Linked DNA regions of Homo sapiens: region 1 is linked to region 2. A link is a loop called in an ENCODE intact Hi-C map of the cell type or tissue named here. Cell type or tissue: gastrocnemius medialis. All regions are shown on one strand.

The links. Peaks named below come from ENCODE experiments on the same cell type or tissue, not always from the same donor. Only the 100,000 strongest peaks of a DNase experiment are listed, where the experiment ranks them.
Region 1: a loop joins it to region 2, with 3 times the contacts of the local background. A loop is called at or near these places in 2 of 110 quality-filtered maps.

The regions. Positions count from the first base shown.
Region 1 is chr12:58,104,945-58,107,444 of GRCh38, reverse strand. No RefSeq gene overlaps it. Among named protein-coding and RNA genes, the nearest start is that of LINC02403, 18 kb to the right of the region's middle. In gastrocnemius medialis, a CTCF peak has its summit at 1,447 (motif pointing left); no DNase peak of the experiment used is centred here; H3K4me3 peaks cover 139 bases; H3K27ac peaks cover 1,223 bases.
Region 2 is chr12:58,442,072-58,444,571 of GRCh38, reverse strand. It overlaps LOC105369788 (a long non-coding RNA gene), which reads right to left and starts at 15. Exons shown (of 4, transcript XR_945006.2): 1 at 1-15. In gastrocnemius medialis, no CTCF peak of the experiment used is centred here; DNase peaks (open chromatin) are centred at 394 and 1,151; H3K27ac peaks cover 293 bases.

The DNA of each region.
Region 1 (2,500 bases), 340 kb after region 2:
TTTTTTCCTTGATAGAATATGATAGCTTCTGAATTACTTACAGGTGGATTCTCCTTGCAGACAGCCTCCAGATAATCATATCTGCCATAACAGCAACATGGCAGGCTTTCCCACTCGGTGGTCCTACAAGCAGCCATAATAGCTTCTGTTCAGTGGCCCTATAAACTACTATATATCAATATGGGCATTGCTCCTTTATCTCTGGTGGCTAAATTGTTATTATCTGAAAGTTTGATTGACAGGATTCCATCTGCCCTGAGCACTGAGGCCCCAAAAAGGATCCTATAGTAACAATTACTTTTTATCCATTAAAACATACAAATAACCACTTCAAAAATGTCTTCAGTTGCAACAGTATCCTTTTACCAACTCATTTATCAAGTTCATTATCAACATGAATCTACTAACCTTACTTAAATAAGATTGCTACCATAGCTGATTAAACGAATGTGTTAGAAGACAGTTAAATGAACTTGAAGTTGGATATCAAAGAGCTTTTATTTTAATCATGCATCTGTGCATGATGGGCATGATGGCATACTGTGGGTATGAGACATGACAGAGATGACACCATAAAGTGGAAGGCAAAAGTATGCTTTAAAATCAAGCCTCAGTTGTGTTATTTGGCAGCTATGTAACCTTGGGCACGTCAATTAATCTGCCTTGCCCTAGATTTCTTCTTCTATAACATAGAGATACAAAGATCTACCTCAAAAGGTTGGTGTGGGGACTAAATTAAAATTTAAAGTATGTGAAAAAAATAGGTACTCAATAAATAAGTGTTCTCTTCACATTTCCTCCTAGTCTAGAGGAAAGAGCCATCTTGAAAGCACTGATCTAATTGAGCTGATGTCTGTCAAATGAAAATCCAGGCCCTTTTTTTTTTTGAAGAATCAGTCTTCTCCTACTACCCAGCAAACCAGTGGACCCAAAAGTTGAAACAAACTGATGACAGACAACAAGCATGAAGATGGCATATTTGATGGCACTTTGGTTCTTTTTCCCAGAAGGCTTATACAGTGACTTAGTCGGGAAGCTTTCCAGCTTCCAGCTCTTGAATGTGAAGTGTCATTGGCATGTCTGGCAGTAGTCTCTCATTCACTCCTCAATAAACAACATTGAATACAAAAGAGGCTGTGTAAAAACTCAAAAAAAAAAAAAGAATCAGTCTTCTAATAATGAACCAGTTTCACCCCTTTTCTAGCTTTACTGGATTCAAATCCACACCATCTCTAAGCGGAACACGGAACTGAGTTAAAGACCAAAGTCTTACAATGTCCATAGGATTGAACTATAAAATGAAACTTTTATCATCAGATTTTAAGTAACAAAACTCTGCTGGTATTCCTCCATGTTAAATAAATTCCATGCACACATTTTGGAATTGTTAAAGCTAAAATCTAATAATTATTACATAGCCCAAAACCTCCTAGAGAGTTTTAAAGCTAGAATTCAGATGTTAGAGAGCAGCACCTGGTGGCAAGTTGTGATACTGGAGTCCACTGAGTCATTTAAGAAGTCAAACCACTGTGGCCACTGAAAATTCCAGTGACCCAGAAGCAGTTCTACATTCAGAGAGCAATCTTCCTTCCCATCTCTCTGTCACCCATTCCTGCCCCCTCCCCACCGACCGTGGAATCACCAAGACCCATCAATTTGCCTCCCAAGCAGCTCACAGAGTCTTCCATGTTTCATCCCCATGCTCACTGCCCCAGTACAGGCCACCATCTTTTATTGCCTGGATTCCAGGAACAGCCTCCTAGGTGACTTCCCAGATTCCAACCTATGCTCCACACAGCAACCACATGGCCCTTTTTATACAACACCGTCACGATCACGTCACTCCTTGTCCAGTAGTTCCTTGATGCCTTCAGAATAGAGAGGTAAGTATTTTATTACAGAATTACCAGATTCTTCTCTTCACCATGGGGCCTTTCTTCCCTCCCAGCATCATCTGTCTACACAGCCTCCCTCCACTCTGAGTGTCGCTCAGCTCCCGTCATGTCACACACCCCTGCTCTATTGCTCTTACCTCCCTGTCTTCACACTGCTGTTCCTATTGCCAGAAGCCTCTTCGCCCCTGTTCTACTCTTCCATTTAACTCTTCCTCATCCTTCAAGCTCAGCTTAGCTTTCATTCCTCTGGGAAGATTCTTTTGACCACTCTAAAATGGATTAGCTTCCCTCGCTCTGAATTCACACAGTAACTGTCCTTCCGCTATCAAAGCAGTGGTTTGTCTGCCACCACTTCTAGACTGTAAGCTTTGTGAAGACAAGACCCATGACTATTTTGTTCATCCTTGTAGCTTCAACACTTAACATAGTACCTCAGCAGGAACTTAATATTTGTTAAAGTATTAGATTGAATTGAAATATAGTATATATTCAGTTGGACCATACAAAATTGCCTTCTTTAAGGTAAAAACTGTCAACTATTGGCAATTATATATGTGCAACCTGATAGTTGCTACCAATATGGGAAAAGAAAGGTATCTTAACAA
Region 2 (2,500 bases):
CTATATGTCCCAGCACAATGGCCCTCCTGTGAGCACCATACAGGCTCCTTGGCCTGCACCATCATTGTCTGCTTTATTGGTTGCTTCCACTTGATAGGCCATGTCATTGTATCATTGAACATCCACATAAATAGACTCATGTTTATGCTGTAATTAAAAGGGAACAGTTTGGGTTACTGGAACAAGTCTCTCCTTGTCGCAGTTTTTTGCACACCAGCTAGAGAAGATCTCTGATCTACGCTGGGTCATTTTTCTCCTACTTAGTCCACCAAATCCCCAGCTGCTGGCTCAGGCCCACCCGTTGATTAGTACTGTCCTGTATGATACTCTTGTTGCGGTTAAAAGGAATTAACAGTCCTCTAGTCTAAACCCCGTGTTTGACAAACAGGGCTCTTGAAGTCCAGAGAGGTGATGTAACACATGGCGACCACGGAGATATTTAGCAGCCTGTACTGGACAAGGTCCCAGGTCTTCCAGCCATTCAGTGTTCTTTCCAGCACCACCCTGTGCCTCCCTCAACAACATACCTTTATCTAAGGCAGAACTGACAAAGTCGAGTCCGAGGAAAATAATTCTTGCTAGGCAGTATTATAGGAAATTGCTTTATAAAACAGACAATTAATTTGCTCACTTATAACAAATGACCATGTCCCTTGTGGAATAAATACTAACTCCTATCTAGAGCAGGGTTAGCAAACTTTTTCAATAAAGAGCCACACACTATCTGTGTGTCTCACTCAAATCTCCCTTTAGGAGAACCTGCTGTGAGGAACATAGCTTATTAAGAGGCTCCAACTGCCACATTTTTCAGTCCACCAGGAGGCATCATTTGCCCCATAACCACATTCTCCTAGGGCTATTCTCAGCCCATAACTGAATATGCTGGGGGTACTACAGTGGGCCATTTCTGTCTAACATGAGATTACTCTAAAGCAAAGGGTGGAAACTTTTCTATAAAGATCCAGATAATTAATATTTATATTTTTCCATCCACATGTTCTCTGTTGCAACACTTTAACTCTGCCAGTTAAGCATGAAATCAGTCATAGGCAATATGTATATGAATAGATATGACTGCATCTCAATAAAACTTTAATTACAAAATCAGGTAGCAGGCCAGATTTGTCCCATGGGCCAAATAGTTTGCCAACCCTAGCTTGAAAGAGCTCAGGGACTACCCCTTGACCTGGCAGAACATTTCTCAGAACTGTGCATGATCTGAGGCTCTTCCTACTCAGTCTTTCCCTCCATCTCTCCTTTCACTTCTTTCAGACCTGTCCACTCCTGCTCTCTACCTACTCCTCCTCCTTCCAGTTCTTATTCTTCACAGGTGTTTCACTCAATAAAATCTCTTGCATATTTCATTCCATGTTGGTATCTGCTACTTTGAAGATGCAACTGGCACTCCTTGTATTTATTTTAAATGTGATTGGCTGCCAGTAGATTCTGTGTAAGTTAGGAATAAAATGAGACACAAAGTAAAAATTGCTGCATTGGTCCCATTCAAGAAAAAAAAGTAACTAAAAATAAAATGATATACGTAAGTTAAATATATTATAAGGTGTGAAAGAGGGAGAGAGTATAATGTCATAGAAATTATAAAGGACTGCCCTCAAAAGATCTGGGACAAGCTCTTGCTTTGCCTTTTTCTAGCCCTATGGCCTTCACTCTTTAAACTCATCTCAGAAATGGCTTCATCCCACATTGCCTGCCTCACAGGATTATCAAAAGCAAATCACTAGCATTCACGTCATCACCTGTGTTTGTTATCACATTTGAATAGTTGCACCTCTTTTTATCCCTAGTTAGAGCCACATCATTTCATTGAGGAGCTGAATTTTTTATTTTATAGGAAATTTAAGGTTATTCCCTGTAGAGGTATAACAAAGCCTACGTACACTTCAAATAAGTTATCCTGGCTGGCCCTTGTCCTTAGTTGGAATATGATGATAATGCAGCCAATGTGGCAAACTTGATCCCCTCATTGACCAATTTACTTTGAACTGAGGACAAACAAGGCATGTCTCACCTGTGTCAACAGGCCTACTTCCAAAAGGAACAGATAAACCATCACCATTACAGAAATAAATACTCAAATTTCATCTTCTTTCTACAGTGGACTGACTAATAATGCCATCTTTTAATCTACCAGGCTCAAACCAAAGATTTCTCAGTGGCCCCTCCAGACTGAAATGGACTGGTATGAGTTACCCTTGATATGAAAGGAGGCAAGAGAAATAACTGAAAATATCCTCGAGTTTGGGTTTATTAGAGAGAGAGGCACAGAAGACAACAACCAGATTCATTCTGTACCTGTGTGATTTTCAACAGTCAACATTAGCGTATTGGTGCAGGATATGTAAGATAACTCCTTTGTCAAGAGATTGGAGTGACAATAACAGACTCAAGGACTCAAAGTGTAAAAAGAATCATACGAAAGGAGAAAGGTAAAAGGCTAAGAAAAGGCTTTCAAGAATACATATTAAATTGTGAGAAATAA